Regions from separate parts of the Homo sapiens genome. Here region 2 is linked to region 1. The links are chromatin contacts, found by Hi-C or POLR2A ChIA-PET in ENCODE. All regions are on one chromosome and are shown on one strand. Each heading gives the region's core, a stretch centred on a gene start or an enhancer-like site at or near the end of the contact. The rest is flanking DNA. Distances are from core to core; before and after follow the strand shown. Region 1 holds the start of LEMD3 (LEM domain containing 3). Region 2 overlaps IRAK3 (interleukin 1 receptor associated kinase 3).

What was found. Hi-C counts contacts between places; a loop is a spot of excess contacts on that map. ChIA-PET counts read pairs that join two places held with the same protein, here RNA polymerase II (POLR2A). Pooled maps may share reads with other maps.
Region 2: a map of B cell shows a loop between it and region 1 (8-fold over the local background). The contact joins the enhancer-like site here to the promoter of LEMD3 in region 1. A Hi-C loop is called at or near these places in 1 of 168 maps with a recorded cell type or tissue (B cell) and 3 of 50 pooled maps. POLR2A ChIA-PET finds 5 or more read pairs at or near these places in 1 of 52 experiments (BJ).

What each region holds. Positions count from the first base shown.
Region 1 is chr12:65,168,061-65,171,788 of GRCh38, forward strand. LEMD3 (LEM domain containing 3) reads left to right here and starts at 1,523. Exons shown (of 13, transcript NM_014319.5): 1 at 1,523-3,058. The coding sequence starts at 1,537. It overlaps LOC124902953 (a long non-coding RNA gene), which reads right to left and starts at 1,356. Exons shown (of 2, transcript XR_007063349.1): 1 at 1,157-1,356. RefSeq lists enhancers at 1,041-1,100, 1,286-1,858, 1,541-1,690, 2,601-2,680 and silencers at 1,811-2,020, 2,404-2,607.
Region 2 is chr12:66,232,808-66,236,538 of GRCh38, forward strand. All of the region lies in intron 8 of IRAK3 (interleukin 1 receptor associated kinase 3), which reads left to right. It also overlaps the pseudogene RBMS1P1. Among named protein-coding and RNA genes, the nearest start is that of MIR6502, 16 kb to the right of the region's middle. RefSeq lists an enhancer at 2,265-2,344 and a silencer at 2,405-2,684. Within about 2 kb of position 2,416, at least 14 of the 41 ENCODE cell types and tissues checked have a DNase peak (open chromatin) inside an H3K27ac peak, as active enhancers do.

The DNA.
Region 1 (3,728 bases), core at 273-2,772:
TTCTCCTGCCTCAGCCTCCCGAGTAGCTGAGATTACAGGCGCCTGCCACCACGCCCGGCTAATTTTTTTGTATTTTTAGTAGAGACGGGGTTTCACCATGTTGGCCAGGCTGGTCTCAAACTCCTGACCTCGTGATCCGTCCCCTGACCCCCGCCCCCCGCCCCGCCTCCCAAAGTGCTAGGATTACAGGCGTGAGCCACCGCGCCCGGCCGTATTTATGCTTTTGACTAACGTTTTTCTGTACAGGTGTATAGGGTAATGTAATAGGTAAAATAACTCATTCAACAACAAAAAATTATTGTAGTATTTTGTAGCTACTAGGATTGAAGTACTAAAGAATTGTCTGTCTGCCAAGGTTTGGGGAAATGGGAAAATGGGACAAGATCTTCACCACATGGGGCACATTTCACCTCTCTGGGATTCATTTCCTATTCTGTAAATGGCAGAGTTGGGGTTCCAGGTCTTGTCCTTGTTTTTTTGACTTTGTGTGAAGGTTTCTCCACCTCACCTGGCACTAGTCTTATTTCAAAATATTCATCTCATACTATCCTCTCTTTGCAATTCTTTAATTCATTCAACAAATATTTATTGAGCTTCTACTAGTATTGTGAGTAACAGAAGCAAGGTTCCTCCACACATGGAGCTTATTATAGTCCAAAAGGATAGGACAATAAATAATTTTGAAAGTAAACAAATATTTATTAATAACTGATAAATAACTATTGGTTGGAAAGGTGCTAAGAAGGAAATAAATAGGATCATGTGTTATGTCTCTGAGAGTCTTAGAATGAAGCAGACAAGCTCTTTCACTTTCAAGTGCTGACGTAGTAAAGTCATTAGGTTTCAAAAAAGGAAAAAAAGATAATATCTTACAATTAACTAATGAATGAACAGCCATTACGCTAGAAGAAAATTGTATTGTGATTGGTGTACTCCGTATCTTCTCAGAATGAGAGAGGTGAGGCTTCTCAAAAAGAGCAGCGAGAGAAAGTCACTTAAAAATTTTTTTTTTTTGGTAGGTCAAGCTAAAGACGAACTGAAAATAGACAACCTGAAGTCAGACGGGAAAGCTGCCAATCTAGTCTGGCCAGCAGAATTTCTTTCAGTAGGTCTAGGCTCCCTCGGCATTGGGAATCCAGATGTAAAGAAAACTTACGCCATAAACTTCAAGGTAGATTTCAGTTATTACTGCCCGGTGGCAGGAACCTAGGAAGGTGAGGTCAAGGTGTGGTTTAGTAAGAGACAGCTCCCGGGAACGGCACTTGGAAGGGCAGGGCGGAGAACAGCTGGAGATGAGATAGAGAGCAGGGGGAGAATGCGCCGACACCTCAAGGTGAGAGAGTAGAAACAGTCTCCGCCGTGGGAGCCGCGCGCTGCTCAGGTGGCTCTTTCCCGCTCAGGTGAGCTCCTCCCGCGCCTCCCATTGGCCGAGATGCCCGCGGCGCTGGGAGGGCGACGCAGCGCGGTCTAGTTCAGGGTCTAGGGCGGCGCGTCACTTCCGGTAGCGCGGAGCTTGTAAAACACCCTGGAGAGAAAATGGCGGCGGCAGCAGCTTCGGCGCCTCAGCAGCTCTCGGATGAGGAGCTTTTCTCTCAGCTCCGCCGTTACGGCCTGTCTCCCGGACCAGTGACGGAGAGCACCCGCCCGGTCTACCTCAAGAAGCTGAAGAAGCTTCGAGAGGAAGAGCAGCAACAGCACCGGTCAGGGGGCCGCGGCAACAAGACGCGGAACAGTAATAACAATAACACGGCAGCCGCCACGGTCGCAGCCGCGGGACCAGCGGCGGCGGCGGCCGCGGGGATGGGGGTCCGGCCGGTCTCGGGCGACCTCTCCTACTTACGGACTCCTGGGGGCCTGTGCCGAATCTCGGCCTCTGGCCCAGAGAGCCTCCTGGGAGGGCCCGGGGGCGCCTCCGCCGCCCCCGCGGCTGGCAGCAAAGTGCTGCTGGGCTTCAGCTCGGACGAGTCGGACGTGGAGGCCAGTCCCCGGGACCAGGCCGGCGGCGGCGGGAGGAAAGACCGGGCTTCGCTCCAGTACCGCGGGCTCAAAGCGCCGCCGGCGCCCCTGGCCGCCAGCGAGGTGACTAACAGCAACTCTGCAGAGCGAAGGAAGCCCCACTCGTGGTGGGGGGCCAGGAGGCCGGCGGGCCCCGAGCTGCAGACCCCGCCGGGGAAAGATGGAGCAGTGGAGGACGAGGAAGGGGAGGGAGAGGACGGTGAGGAGAGGGACCCGGAGACCGAGGAGCCGCTCTGGGCGAGCCGGACCGTGAATGGCAGCCGGCTTGTCCCCTACAGCTGCCGGGAAAACTATTCGGACTCAGAGGAAGAGGACGACGACGACGTGGCCTCCAGCAGACAGGTATTAAAGGACGACTCCCTTTCCCGGCATCGGCCCAGACGAACCCATAGTAAGCCTCTCCCCCCGCTGACTGCTAAATCGGCCGGCGGCAGGCTGGAGACTTCAGTTCAGGGAGGGGGAGGACTCGCGATGAATGACAGGGCGGCGGCTGCCGGGAGTCTAGACAGGAGCCGAAACCTCGAAGAGGCGGCGGCCGCGGAGCAGGGAGGAGGGTGTGATCAAGTGGACTCCAGCCCCGTTCCTAGATACCGTGTTAACGCTAAGAAACTGACCCCTCTCCTGCCCCCGCCACTTACTGACATGGACTCAACCTTGGATTCGTCAACAGGCTCCCTTCTGAAAACCAATAATCATATTGGCGGTGGGGCCTTCAGTGTGGACTCCCCCAGGATTTATTCTAACAGTCTCCCTCCCAGTGCGGCGGTGGCCGCCTCTAGTTCACTCAGGATCAATCACGCCAATCATACGGGCTCCAATCATACCTACCTGAAAAACACATACAACAAACCGAAGCTTTCCGAACCCGAAGAGGAACTTCTCCAGCAATTTAAACGGGAGGAGGTGTCCCCAACAGGGAGTTTCAGTGCCCACTACTTGTCGATGTTTCTCTTAACTGCTGCCTGCTTATTTTTCCTAATACTGGGACTGACTTACCTAGGAATGAGAGGGACAGGAGTATCTGAGGATGGAGAACTCAGCAGTAAGTATTAAATCCTGTGGGTAAGGTAACAAAGAGAATGTTGTTAGTGGTCCGCTTTAGCCGCGCTTAGCGTTTTACATGAAGTGACTTACCTGCAAGAATATGGTTTAACAGCAAAAACGCAACAGTGCGTGCATGTGTCATCTTTCTTAAAGAACACCATTATCGAAATGATGTCATATGGCTGGTTTTAAAAGTTTTCTGCATGATGTATTGTGAAATTCAAAACAATTTTTAAAAGAATATTATAAGCTTGTTAGTAAAACTCATTTGTATATGTGACAATTCTCTTTTAGCCCTGAAAGACTATTTGCGCAGATGCCAGTTACTTAACAAATTTGAAGTATTAGGATAAGGCACATTATAAATGTAGTGTTTTTCCAAATTGAGTTGTGATTCTAATAGGCAATGTAATAGCTCTTGAAATTCGAATTATTTTATAATATTAACTGTATGCATAAATTCGGATTAAATATTTTGTGGTATTAACTGTATGTATAATTTCTTTATAGTGAATGAATATAAAAAAGCAGCAAGGCACACCTCTTAATTTATTTCCCAGCCCAAAGCACTTTCCCTATCATCTGTACAAAAAGTAGTGGTAGGGCAGTGCAGGAGCTTGCAGTCAGATTTCCTTGGATTGGTTTCCAGGTCCTACTATTTACTTGCT
Region 2 (3,731 bases), core at 1,166-3,665, 1.1 Mb after region 1:
TAATTGGCTGAGAAAAGGACATCTCAAAATCTGTGTTAAACAGTGGCCTTTTCCCAGAGTAATTCAGGGCTCTGTTTTTATTGGAGGAGTGAACAATGGAAGATGCTGTTACCTTTATTTTCTTTTCTGTATTTGGGCTTCAGAGTGATGAGTCACAAAAGACTTTATCCTAACCCTTTGATATTATTATTATTATTATTATTATTATTTTTAAAAAGCCAAAATTTCAGCAACTTTTATTGACTACCTTTTAAAAGCCCTATGCTGCTGTTTTACAAGGCATAATAGACCAGCTCATCTGGTCAAAGCATTCTACATCATTAGTTTGAACTAACTTTTACTGAAACAGCTACAGCATCAAAAGAGTTAAGGCAAATTGGAATTCATAGAAAAGGATAAGACACTTCACACTGCATTGAAAGAAAGACAGGCCGGGCGCGGTGGCTCACGCCTGTAATCCCAGCACTTTGGGAGGACGAGGCAGGCGGATCACGAGGTCAGCAGATCGAGACCATCCTGGCTAACACGGTGAAACCCCGTCTCTACTAAAAATACAAGAAATTAGCCGGGCATAGTGGCGGGCGCCTGTAGTCCCAGCTACTTGGGAGGCTGAGGCAGGAGAATGGCGTGAACCCGGGAGGCGGAGCTTGCAGTGAGCCGAGATCGCACCACTGCACTCCAGCCTGGGCGACAGAGCGAGACTCCGTCTCGGAAAAAAAAAAAGGCCGGAAAGCTAAGAAGAGAGACACTGACGGCAACACTGAATTACAGCAACACTCGCACTGCAAGCACAGAACACCATGGGTGAAGTCGGACTAGTTAAACTTCAGAAAGCCCATTTCATACAGCTGGAAAAAAAAAACACAGATTAAACACAAAATGAACAAAACCACAAAAATCCGGTCATGCACTTGGATAAGTCTTCACGGTCTTTGTGCATACCCAGAAAATTGAAGTTTTCTTTTCTTTTTTCTTTTTCTTTTTTTTTTTTGCATCATAACATTTGATAAAAATCTGTTTGTTTGTTTGTTTTACTAAAATAAACCTGTTCGGGGGAACAGCTACTAGATGAATTTAAGGTTTTTATGCACCTTATAGAACTTATAGCAAAAATAGTTTTAGTTGATTTCGTTATAAATAACGTTTTCAAGAACTTGTGCAAAATTGTCAATAATTTCCTAAAGCACAATTGATCAGAAAAATCCATGATTGTTCAGCCTTCACACCCTTCTTCATGTAAGAACACCTTTCTGTACATCTCACAGTTACTTATTAGGTTGAAAGGTATATGGAGAATGGTCATTAGACGTCTCGACAGCCACCTGCTGTTGACCACTTGCCTCCTCAACAGGAGCCGCTGTCGTCTGCATATGTTCATACTGTGGCAAGTAGGCTCCTTGCATAGCTGACGTTGCAGGCATGTATGTTCCGGTGCTGCCTAGTGACAGATGACTCATCTGCTGGGCCAGAGGGCTGATCATTGATGCGGGCTGTAGTGACATGGTGTGCTCCATTGAGGGAGTTAACACGGCACCGGGGTGCTGTAGAATATATGGTTGAGGTTGCGTCCAAGAAGGACTTTGCACCTGGTAGGCAGATACAGGAGATACAATATAGGGTGTAATAGAAGTTTGAGTGATCATTCGGTTTGTAGCAATACTGTATGGTGAAGGATAAAATCCGTTTTGTATAGCAGCTGTAGTTGGGTCGTAAGTAAGTGTCATTCCAGTAAGTCTCACCTCTCCTTCTCTATGCCATGGTCTTCCATTAGGGATGTATTTGTTTGGGTTCTGTCTCTTTTTCTGTCCTCCATCAGAAAACTTACACAATAAAGGTTCTGTGGGGGCAGAAACTCCTGGTGGTGTCTTAATAAATTTTCCATTAAAATGACCAGTAACAGCTTCACATTTTTCTGTTGATTCCGTCCTAGCAAAGCCAACACCACGACTTGTACCACTGGCATCACGTAGTATCCTTGTAGAAATAACTTGTCCAAATGGTTTGAGCATATTTTCTAGTTCTTGCTTATCCATGGAGAGTGGCAAATTAGAAATGTAGAGGTTGGTAGGATCTTGTTCCTGTTGCTTTGCCATTTGAGCTTGAACCCCACTGGCCTTCAGGGCAGACACAGCTTTTTGAGCTGCTGCAGGGCTGTCAAAGTCGACAAAACCATAACCTTTGCATTTGTTCGTTGTCTTATGCAAAATTGCGTTTGTGGAGACTATTTTCCCATATGGTTGACAGAGCTTCACCAGGTCCTGGTCGGTGGTGTGGGGAGGCAGTCCTCGGATATAGAGGTTCGTTTTGCTGAGCTGATCCCATCCTGAGTTGCTGCTGCTGCTACTGTTGTTATTACTGCTGGTGGTGCTGGGACTGGGAGGGGCCATGGGGTGGGCTGGGACCAGAGACTGCTGCTTGCGATAGGGCGTCCGGCAGTTGCTGCTGCCCCCGGGGTTGCCGCTGCTGCTGGGGAAGATCATCGCTGCGGGCCGCGGCGGCGGGCGCGGGCGCGGGGCAGCCTGGGCGCGGGGCAGCCTCGCCGCGAGGGGGAGGACGCAAGGAGGGGGCCGGCCGGGCCCCGGGCCGAGGCAGCTTTGGGAACTCCCTCTCGCCGCGCGGCGGCGGCCGGCGGGGGCTGCAGCTCCGCGCTGACTTCCCCTCCGCACTCGTCTAAAAGTGCGGCGCGGCGCGGGGCGAGACTCGAGCAGCTCGGGCAGCCGCCGCTCTGCGTGCCATGGACGGGAGTTCGCGCGCGGAGCTGGCGGCGTCGCCGACTCTCCCGGCGGCAGCGGAGGAGCAGCGCCGCCGCGTCCTCCGATATTATTAAGTTATGTTTTTAAATAGTATGAAATAGCATGGAACAATGTATATAAAGTGAGATTAAGTGGAAAAGACCAAATTAAAGTAGCGTATAGTATATAATTATAACTTTGTATAACTACAAATTCATGCATTAAAAAAATATTAAAAGTAAAATATACCGAAATATCAACAACGTTTTGTTTGGTTGGAGAACCTATAGCTTATTTTTCAATGGCTTATTTTTTTACTTCTTTATGTTCTTTAGATTGTATTTAAAGAAGTATGTTCTAGTCTAGCAATAACATAAAATTTATTAGACAAAAATAACTTGGCGTCAGACCTTACTGTCTCAAACCAATTAATTGGAAAAAGTTCCAAAAGACAGTCTCAAGTTACTAAATGAAATCCTTATCAGTTCAATCATTCTCTGTAATTAATTTTATCAGTAAAGAAGCTTGATAATCTGTCATTTTTATGGTTTTAAAATAGTTTTTAAAATGAAAGTTGGAAAATCATTATTCAGCAGCCTGGTGCCCAAAGTGTGAATAACATCTTTTGTCTAAAGCAAAGTGAAATGGTTCTCATGTCTTCAGCAGGGAGGAGGGAGGATGAGGATGAGGATGTGGATGTGGGAAGACCACCAGAAATCTGGGTTCAGGCCGGGTGAGGTGGCTCACACCTATAATCCTAGCACTTTGGGAGGCTGAGATAGGCAGATCACTTGAGGTCAGGAGTTTGAGACCAGCCTGGCCAACATGCTGAAACCCCATCTCCACTAAAAATACCAAAAAAAAAAAAAAAAAAAAAAATTAACCAGGCATAGTGGCTTGTGCTTGTAGTCCCAGCTAGTCTGGAGGCTGAGGCAGGAAAATTGCTTGAACCCAGGAGGTGGAGGTTGTAGTGAGCTGAAATTGCATCACTGCACTACA